Linked DNA regions of Homo sapiens: region 2 is linked to region 1. Evidence: chromatin loops called from intact Hi-C (ENCODE). Cell type or tissue: HepG2. All regions are shown on one strand. Each heading gives the region's core, and the rest is flanking DNA. Links, peaks and the distances in the headings are about the cores only.

Region 1 (5,375 bases), core at 122-5,121:
TCTGCCGCTGATTGCACCACTTTTCTTTTCTTTTCTTTTTTTTTTTTTTAGTGGTCAATTGAAATTTTATGGCTAAGTTATTTAAAAGAGACTATAGAAGAACGAAATGAGGGAAGGATGATGGAAACACCGCCTTTCTTTTACAATAATTACTCTTGATAGCAATTTGAACTAATTTGCATTAAAAAAACACCCATTTAACCAATCTGCTGCAAATGGGGACTTACTGTATACTGTTTTGTTAGACCTCAGGACTCCATTGTAGCATTTAAATTATGGAAGGACTACAGGACCCCATGAATACCCACGTCTGCTTCAGCCCAGGTTGGGCTTGTTTTCAATACCTGAGCAATGATATGATATGGAATTTCATGACAAAATGGGCTCATTTCTCATAATTGTACCTTTTATGTGTACTTTATAAGACAGGAGATGAGGGCAGAGACTGGAGCCAGGATTCCTGGCTATTCTCTTCTCAGCATGACCTTAGACAAAAATCCCTTCATATCCCTGGGTTCTCATGGAAGCAAGAAAGTTAGGAATCAAATACAAGGCCTTTGCCCTCCAAGACCTTAGAAATAGATGTGCATATGCGAGTGGATATTATTATTATTTAGGCTTTTGATAAACAATGATAAACTTCGTGGGGGTACGGCCTTTCCATCTATTGCCTGTAACTGATCAATATGCCCTTATTCCACCCCCAAAACTTTGGGGTGAGCTGGGGTGTGGATGGTTTTGTGTGTCAGTAAAGTGACCACAGCCAGCCGGATGGAGACAGCTGCCCTCTCCCTCTCTCTCTCTGCAGTATTTGGTTTCCCTGTACCATAACTGATGTTTTCCTTACATTTTTATTTCAAAAGAGAGATGAAGATCCTCATCTGGTTACAAAACCATTTGGACCCTCAGTCCTTCTCCTTTGGTTTCTTCTTTTCTGCTTTTTTTTTTTTTCCTACTTGAAAACATTGTAATCTAGAATTCAGAGAGGAAAAAAGTTGAAATTCAAAGCAGGCATTTTTTTTTTTTTTTTTGTCTGAGACGGAGTCTCACTCTGTCGCCCAGGCTGGAATGCAGTGGCACGAACTCGGCTCACTGCAAGCTCTGCTTCCTGGGTTCATGCCATTCTCCTGCCTCAGCCTCCCAAGTAGCTGGGACTACAGGCGCCCACCACCACGCCAGGCTAATTTTTTGTATGTTTAGTAGAGACGGGATTTCACCGTGTTAGCCATGATGGTTTCAATCTCCTGACCTCGTGATCCGCCCACCTCGGCCTCCCAAAGTGCTGGGATTACAGACGTGAGCCACCGCGCCCGGCCCAAAGCAGGCATTTTTGTGAGCCTAGCAGCGAGGTCTGGAGGCTTGGTGTGCTGGAGGGTGAAAGCAGCGTCAGGAGGTCACCGGGGTGGAATCTGATGACCCCCCAAGTTTCTCATTTTACCGATAGGGAAACTGAGGCTCTGAGGGGACCCGTTCACCCAAACAAGCCAGGTGGAGACTTGGGGTACTTTTCAGTGTTTTCCTTTATCTGTGTCAGTCCCCAGAGGGACCACATTTTCTGTACCCACAGAACATTCTGAATGAAAGCCAAGTGCAGACGATGTTTTCATTTCCCTCGTTTTGTTCTTTCCCCTTCTCTTCCCTTTCTTTCTTTTCCTCCCTCTTTCCTTTCTTTCCTCCCTCCCTTCCTCCTCCTTCCTTTCCTCTCTCCTTCCTTCTCTTCCTTCTTTCTCTCATTCACTCACTGCCTCTTGTTTTCTTTACCACAGTGCAGACCTTCTGGAGTCCAAGGTGGGGGGTTGGGGGTGGGGTCGGTGGTGGGGAGCAAGGAACAGGCCACCCCTGCTGCAGACCCGCCGGGTGGACACAAAGCAAAGCCACCCAGGAGGGGGTGGTGGGGACAGTCTTGCATGCCCCACCTCAAGCCGGAGAACATTCTGGCTGCAGGGGACCCTGCAGAGGCCACGAAGCCTCACTGAGTGAGAGAAAGAAAGAAGGAAAGAAAGGAGGGAAGGCAGCTCCCTCTGCTCAGCCGCTGGGAAACTGGTGTCCCGCGGTTGCTCCTGTCATGCACAAGATGGCGCTCTTAAGCTTTAAAAAGAGTCGGGGGCTCAGTGCAGTGAATGCGCCGCTCCACCCCGAGGGTTCCTCCTGGAGAGGCTGCAGAGCAGGCGGGAAGAGGCAGGAAAGTGAGGGCCTTCTTTCCTGGTGCCCTCAGCGTGATGGAGGGAGTCCAGCCTTGCTCTCCCCCTGGGCAATCAGGACTCCCAGAGACCCCGCTGCCCTTCTGAGCTGCTGCTTTCCAACTTAGGAATTGCCCGTGGGGTCCTCACGGAGTCCCCCGTGCAGCTGGACTCTCGAGCTTTGTTTCCTGAACAGGGAAGAAGGAAGCAGGTGGGGCACAGAGCGGCTCTGACCTGCCAGACACCACCGGACCGCTCAGGCAAAGGGGCTGCGTCCTGCTGTGCGGCCCCGGTCTGAGGGAGGGTCCTGCATTTGCTTACCTGATGCTGGTTCAGAGCTGTGCTAGCGAAGGGGAGGGCATAGAGAGGCCTCTGGGAGTCTGGAAAGATCCCTGGTCCTCTCCAGTGGGCTAGGACACTGAGCACATCTGCGCCCTTTCCTTGGAGGCCTTACCAGGACCAAATGCAGGCAGGAGAGAGTGGCCTCTTGCATGTGGTCACCCCAGACATGATTAGCCACCTGTCTGCCTGTGAACCTCTGAGGGAGGGGACCCGCCAGGGCCAGAGCCAGGTGCGCTGGAAAGCAGTGGGGTCAGGTCAGCCCCTTGTGACAAATCATCCATCTTGTGACTCAAGATTCAAAGTGAAGGGATTTCTGATGACCTGGAGGACCTGGGGGGATTAGGAACCCAGGAACCCAGGCCATGGAGGCAAGGGGGATGGGTCAGAGTGCCCGGTGTCCACTGCTCAGCAGGACCTCAGTTCAGCTTCTGTTAAAGAAGGTGGAGGACCAACTCATGTTTCAAATCGTGGGTCCCACAATGAAAGTGAACAGGTAAGAAAATGTGAGAATTCATAGCATGTAGTAAGAATAAGAGCTGTGTCTTGAAACTTTATTTCGGCATATTACACACATATACACACACATGACTGTGTACATATTTGTACATACATGTATATATCAGGCCACAAAGGTGGGCAGTTTGAAGAGCTCCCCGCCGCCCAGTGCTCTCTAAGACAGTAGCGGACACTGGACCCAGCTGTGGCTGTAGAGCTCCATGGATCTGGGTTCTAATATGGGCCCACTACCTGCTTGCTGCTTGACCTTGCATATGTTGCTTAACCTCTCTGAGCTTACCAGTCAATAGGATGATAAATGCCCTCCAAGATGCAGCTGGGCAGGTGCATGGTGCTTTGCACAGGGCAAGCGCTGGCAATGCACCTTCCTCCCCTTTCCATCTCTGATATTTACTGGAATGTTACCAGCCTGGCCTCAGAAATCATTCTGCCCTCGAGTTCCTCTGGTATCCAGGGCCTCCTCCCAAGGCACAATAGGGACCCACATCTTTTAGAGACCCATGTGGAGTGAATTAGTGGAAACTGAGGCCCACTGTAAGCCAACTTGTGTGGCTCTTGCTATGTAAGCAAGTGCTGTGGCTAAAGCTCTTGTCGGAGCCCGACCACCCTGTCAGTTTCTGAGGGGAACCCTGACTCACTTGGTGTTTTTTTTTTTTTCAGACAGAGTCTTGCTCTGTCGCCCAGGCTGGAGTGCAGTGGCACAATCTCAGCTCACTGCAAGCTCCGCCTCCTGGGTTCACGCCATTCTCCTGCCTCAGCCTCCCAAGTAGCTGGGACCACAGGTGCCTGCCACCATGCCCGGCGAATTTTTTTGTATTTTTAGTAGAGACGGGGTTTCACCGTGTTAGCCAGGATGGTCTTAATCTCCTGACCTCGTGATCCGCCCGCCTCGGCCTCCCAAAGTGCTGGGATTACAGGTGTGAGCCACCGCGCCCGGCCACTTGGTGCTCTTAAAATCACCTCTGCTACTGCTAGGGCAGACTCCATGGTGGGTGGGTTCTGTTCGATAGAAGGATCCAGGAGGACAGGGTGTAAGGGGTGAGGATAGAGCAGCAAGGTCATGGCAGAACCAGGCAGGTCCAGTCTGCTCTCCTTCCTGCTCTGAATGTTAACTGCACCCCTACTCTGAAAGGTGAAATTGACTCCTTCTGTCATCACTCATTGATCGTCTCTTGCAAGGGTCTGTATTACTGGTTTGGATAGGGGTGTAGATGTTGTCTTCTTTTTCATAACCTGGTGTCTCCAAATGAGGCCTGAAGAAGGCATAGCCGTGGAAAGGAGGTGGCACTGCCTTCCTGGTAACCTGCCTCTCAGGCTCAAACACAATCTGGATGCTGAGTCTTGAGGTTTGACCTCCTGCATCCCTGAACTCTGGTCAGCCTCCTGAGGTTCCAAGCCCATGTTCCCAGTCTGTGTTACCACGATGAAGAGGTAAAGAGAGCCCAGCTCTGGTCTTGCTGCCTGGAACATCTTGGGCACATCTGTGCCCTGAGTCTCAGTTTTCTCATCTGAAAAGCAACAGTTGAATTTACAAAAGCTTCGTTTTGATGATTAGGATTCTGGCTTAGACTCCATTAGCCCCTTTTCCAATCCAATAGAAAATTTTTAACCTTCAAGAATGTCATGCAATTATCTCTCCAGAGTTTCTCTATTAGTTTTATAATCAACTTCACTTGACCAACTAGAAATGATATTCAGCCCAAATACACTGTTGTCAAACTGCATAATTTTACCTTCTGGTTTGACTACTTTGTTCTATGTTATTACAGATAACATTCAACTAGCTTTGCCTTAATTGTGTTTGCAGAGCATTACTGCTCCAAGGTATTAGAAGGTGTCTGCGGTCAAGTGGGAGTTTTCCATAACGCAGTATATTTTGGGAAGCACAAGTCAAATGCATTTGAATTGATTTCATGAGTGCAGACCTTCTCAGAGCCTTATTTCTACAAAGTGTACAGGGTGGGAAGTTCAGAGGCCTGGACTCTTCCAGCTGTGCCTCTGCCCTGCTAAAGGGTTATATGTCCACAGTCACTGCTACCACAAGAGGTCGAAGTACATCATTGCTGAGGTCCTTTTCAAACTTTGCTGTTTCATGATTTTTGGTTCTGATTTCCACTTCTTCCTAACCAATAATCGAGAGGAATTTCTTGGCCTTTTACAATGTGTAGGATACTGATCTATGTGCTATGGGAATACAAAGTGTATCGGACATGGCCCCTGCCCTCAGGGAGGTTACACTGTCCTCCAGAATGCAGGACATACTAAGGGTTACATAGTGATTCTAGTCCATGGAATCTCCCACATGATGGGTTAGGAGTCCAAGGGAGAAGGACGGTA
Region 2 (5,375 bases), core at 168-5,167, 590 kb after region 1:
AAATTGCAGAGTCTTTCATGATTGGGAATCATGATGATGACCTCACTCATGGGGTAAATGAGCAGGTGTGTGGATGTCCTCTCTGCAACATCCACTGTCGCCAGAGGTCATCTCCGCAGCTTCAGGGAAAAGTAGGCTGAGATCAGCCACCCTCTAGAGGTCAAGGTCAGATGCATTTGGGAAACCTTTCAAGGAAAGATGTCTGGATTTGGAGGTGGGCCTGTAGCAAGGAAGGAGGTGCACCCCCCCGGGAAGAGCTTGAGTCCAGGCACGAACACAGGAAGGACATTCGTGGGGCAGGGAGTCAGGACAGACCAGCATCCAGTCCAGGAGCAAGAACTGGTGGCTGGAAATGCCTGAGGGGCCAACTTAGAACACAGGGAAGGGACTCTCTCCAGGAAAGGACGCCAGGTGTGGGAATGCTAACTCCTCTTGGCAGGTGGCAGGCTGCTAAGGAGCTGCTGGCTCATCACCCTTTGAAGTTAAGTTGAATACAGTGTATCACTTATCAGGAGGGTAGTAAAGGAAATGGGTCATCTTGGTTTGCACTACTTGATACCATCAAACTTCCAAGTTTAATATGGCATGAAAAAGCAAGGAACCATTGAGTGAAGCCCTTGCCCTCTGGGACCAACTTTCCCCTGCCTTTCAGGGTAGAAGTTAGCATCCTGGGGGCCCTATAGGCACAAGGCTCTCTGGCTGCTGGGTCCACCTGGAACTGCACCTCAGGGATGCCAGTGGATGGTGTAGGAGTGGATGATGTGCGTTTCCGAGTGACTTCCGCTCTTCCTTTTTGTCCGCCAGCTGCACATACAGTCTTAGTGTCTAGCATTCATGCTGTAGTTCCCTCTGTAAACACAACACACCAACCACCCACCTAGCAACCTTGGAAGGTCACCCAGAAAGCCACGTACTTGGGCAGTGTTGGCAGTGAGGAGCCAGGGCTACGGTCTGTATGGTAACAGCCCCATCACCGGCAGGACAGGCCACAGCCACATGGCAATGTGGTAGTTGGGGGAATATGGCAATATTCTGAAACGGCAGTTCTCCTAAATAAATAGCACATCAACTTACTTAAACCTAATCATAAATGGTACAAATTGGGCCCATGTGCAAACAGAAACCCGAGCCGAAGTCCGGAGTTAAAGCAACCATTGTTTCTCGCCTGACCTGGGCTGGGGGAAGCCTTGCGTGTCCGATTACATCTGCTAAAACGATTTGAATGCCAGCCCCGTATTTTAATTATAAATATATAAAAAAATTTTAATAAGACGGCATTCTGGGCTTTCTAAGCCTTTAAAATGCTCATTGGGGGTGGAGAAGAGAGAGGAGAATTCCATGTGCCCCAGACCCAGCGCCAGTGTATAATGATTGAATGTTTTCCTGTAATAAATTGAAAAAATCTGGTTTGTAAGAATGGATCCAAATCACTTGGCATTAGAAAGGTAATTCGTTACCTGGCTTCCAATGTACTGGATCTTGGTGAAGAGCTGCAATCACCAGAGAAAGGAAAGGGTACCAGAAGGAAACTTGTGCCTGGCCCCCACCCCTGCAAATTTCTACACCAGCCCTCCTTGCCTGGCCTCCCTCTGCCTTTTAGCATTTTCTCATCATTCCAGAACAAGAGGCTCTGCAGCTCAAAATGGGGAAAGGGGTTTCTCAGGACCCAAGCCAGCTCTTAACCACCTTCTTTGTACCTCTCCAAACCTCAGGCCTGCTTAATTATGATTAATTGCCACATGGATAATCAGATACAGTTTCAAAAGGTTGGAAATGACACTCCAAGGACACCAGGGAAGATACAACGTATGCCTTTGTTCGCAGGAAGAAATGGCAGGTCCCTTCCTCAGCCCCATAACCTTTTCTTATTTTAACAATTCCAAACAGAATTAATACCATCAGTATATCGTTCCCACTCCGGGGAATTGAACTTCAACTGTACAATTTCTGCAGCTGTCAGGGTTTTCCAACCTCCTGTCAATAATGCAATGTTGGGGTGTCCCTCTGCTGGAATGAAAGCAGTTTCAAGTTTCTGCTTTATGTCTGTGCTTTCTGGGTGGTGGGACATGATGAGAAAGTACAAAAAAAATAATAACAGCAGTAAAAAGCTTCCACTCTTGACTTAACTGGATCAAATGTAATAGACTTCAGTCTTTTCTTCTGATTTCCTCTGCTTGTTTTAGAAAACACTGTGAAAGTACAGGAGATTTTGTCTTGCCAACTCTTCCCTCCATTTAAAATCCCTTTGGCTAAGTCAAGGATCACAGTGTGTCATTTCCAGTCTAGCAGAAGTGTTGGGCCGTGCTCAGCTCTTACTACCAGGAGGCAGATCCCTCGGTTCCCGGCGCCAGTGTTGCTGGGCTTGGCTCCTGTCCCGGTATTGTTCCCCTCATTGCATTCCAGAGGGCCTCTCAGCCAGTTAATGTTTGCACTGGGAGGTCCAAATATCCAGCAATCAGCACTGAACTTTTCTCTTTTTGTTGAGAATTGCAGGTTTCAAATGCAATCTCTGGCTTTAAAGAAAAACTTACAGGTGAACACAAAAGCACTAATTTACATTTTATTCACAAACAATAATATTTGCAGCAGTTTCACCATGTGTGCTCATAAAAGAGTTTTAGAAGACGTCTGGCTTTTTTTTTTTAAGACTTTATGGTGGCTGGAATTGGTTTACCAATTTAAGGGCAGTCATTTCATTTATTTATTTATTTTTTAAAATCCTAAATAGCATAAAAGTATTTTATGCTAGACTGTGAACAGTTCATACATTCTGCATGGTTAATACATGTACTCACATGGGAAACAGCCATCAGAAATAGATAAACTAATTTGAACCAGTTTCAAGCACATAGCATTTAATTAAATCACATCTTCAGAATGGATTTTAAAGGTTGGGATTTTCAGAGCACAGGGGCCGCACACAGCATCTTGGCCGTGGTCCTGGAACGCTCTGCCAAGATGGCCACAACTCACGGGCCTGCGATTGGGACCAACATTTCATGCAGTTTTGCACAGGATTTCATGCCCAAACCCAGGGGACGTGAGCTTCTGACCCTCCCAGCGCAGCCAAGTGCTTCTCCGGAGGGCAGTGGCAGAGGTCTCTTAGTACGTGGGTCTTTCCAGTGGAGCCTGTGAAGGGAGGGCTCACCCCCCTTTCCTCACCAAAGCACCAGGAGCCATACCTGGGCCCAAGGTGGCTGAGGCTGTAGACCTTCCTTTCTCCCACCCTAAGGACCATCATTATCCAGGGCTTCAGCACAAACACTGCTGGGAAGTGGGAAGTGGGGTGCTGGCGAAGGGCTCAGAAAGCCCATGAGCCCAACGTCTACTGAGGATGCTGCCCTAGGATCCCAGGTGCCAAAGGGTTAGGCTGCCTGAAATAGACGTGCAGGCAGAGCACTGCCCTCCACCGACTTGGAGGACAGCCTGGCTGACCCTGCATGCCCTTTGAGACCATCAACCATGGATTTCCTGGCCCAGCTCTGGGCAGGAGAGTTCTCTCCTCCTGCCTTCCTTCCTCTGTCCATGGCCACTGCCACCACATCCTCTCTTCTGCTACCTCCGTGTTTTTCTGGAGCTCAAAGGGTAAGCAAAGACAGTCTTCTTATTCTCACTTGTCACAAACTGAAAAAGGAAAAGAGTCCTTTGTTAGGGGGCAATCACCCTCATGATGATTTTCTCCCATTCTTTTGAAAACCACAGCTTTAGGAAAATGACCACAACACCGCCTCTGACTTTTCTCCCAGAACTGCTTTTTCACTGCCTTTCTGATGCTGCCCTGCTCCTGCCCAGGTAGATGAGAGCAGTGTAACCAGTGTCACTTGCCGAGCTGGTGGCCATTCTTCAAGATGCAGCTCATTCGCCATGATGTTGGAAGGCCCGGAATGGCCCCCAGTAGAGTGAACGATGCCCTAGTGCTGCACACTCCTGGGCTGCGTCCCTCACCTGTGCATTATAGATCTATACAATCACGCACTGCATAACACTGTTTCTGTCAACTACAGCCCATGTGTATGAGAGTGGCCCCATAAGATTGTAATGGAGTTGAAAAATTCCTTTCACCTAGTGACATCTTGACGATTCTGACCCTGCGTAGGTCTAGGCTAATGTGTGTATTTTTGTCTTGCTTTTTCACCAAAAAAGCTTTAAAAGTTAACAAAAAAAAGTATAAATTTCAAAAATAGAAAAAAGCTTATATTCTTATTCTTATATTCTTATTCAAGAATGTAAAGAAAGAAAACATTTTTGAACAGCTGTACAAGGTGTTTGTGTTTTAAGCGAAGGATTATTACAAAAAATAAGTTAAAAATATTAAAAAATTCAATATTAAAAGTTAAAAATACTAAAAGATGTCAAAAAGTTAAAAATATTAAAACTTTTATAAAGTAAAAAGTTACAGTAAGTTAAGGTTAACTTCTTCTTGAAGAAAAATATGTTTTTTAGATATTTAATGTAGCTTAAGAGTGCTTATAAAGTCTACAATAGTATACAGTAATGTCCTAAGCCTTCACATTCACCAATTCACACTCTCCACTCACTGACTGACTCACCTAGAGCAACTTCCAGTTCTGCAAGCTACACTCATGGTAAGCGCCTATGCAGGTGCACCAGTTTTTATTTTTTATACTGTGTATTTTCTGTATCTTTTCTATGTTTAGACACATACACATACTCATCATTTGCCTGCAGTGTTCAGTATGGTAACATGCAGTACAGATTGGTAGCCTAGGAGCACTAGGCTCTACAATATAGCATAGATGTGCAGTACGCTGTGCCATGGAGGTGTGTGTAAATACACTCTGTGGTGTTTGCACAAGAGCAAAATCAGCTAATGATGCAGTTCTCAGAATGTGTTCTCGTCATTAAGTGACATGACTGTGCTCACCCTCCATACCCACCTCCTTGGATGGTGGGCTCCTTGAGGACAGGGCCCATTTCTTCATCACCTCCTCTTTCTTTCTTCCTCTTCACCCTCATCCAAGGACTAGTCAAGAAATTCAGACCAGAGAAAGCCTTCAATCATGGTTTGGTAAAACAATACAGAATTGCAAGTAGATGAAGAGCATTAACCTGTTTGTTCCAGTTGGGTTGCTGGGAAAAGAAATCATTTTCCACATCATTTTTAATATTACTCTTTGTCCACCCATCCCGAAGGTCATTGAAAGGGAAATCGTTCGCTTGTTCGTTCATTCTATTCAGCCATCTTTGCTGAGCTCTGCTCTATGCCAGGTACCTGGAAGGTCAGGGAGCCCAATGGCCAGAGGAGAGGTAAGAACCCAAGGATTGTATAAAAATGGCTGAGCACAGTGTGGGGAAAGAATAAACAGTGGTAAAGAACCGGCTCCCCACTGCAATTTGGAAAGCATAACTAATCT

Evidence for each region. Hi-C counts contacts between places; a loop is a spot of excess contacts. Peaks named below come from ENCODE experiments on the same cell type or tissue, not always from the same donor. Only the 100,000 strongest peaks of a DNase experiment are listed, where the experiment ranks them.
Region 2: a loop joins it to region 1, with 26 times the contacts of the local background. A loop is called at or near these places in 14 of 110 quality-filtered maps.

Annotation. Positions count from the first base shown.
Region 1 is chr10:128,266,103-128,271,477 of GRCh38, forward strand. No RefSeq gene overlaps it. Among named protein-coding and RNA genes, the nearest start is that of LINC01163, 17 kb to the right of the region's middle. In HepG2, for the core only: a CTCF peak has its summit at 2,072 (motif pointing right); a DNase peak (open chromatin) is centred at 2,079; H3K27me3 peaks cover 2,865 bases.
Region 2 is chr10:128,852,825-128,858,199 of GRCh38, forward strand. No RefSeq gene overlaps it. Among named protein-coding and RNA genes, the nearest start is that of LINC02667, 57 kb to the right of the region's middle. In HepG2, for the core only: no CTCF peak of the experiment used is centred there; a DNase peak (open chromatin) is centred at 2,387; H3K27me3 peaks cover 1,392 bases.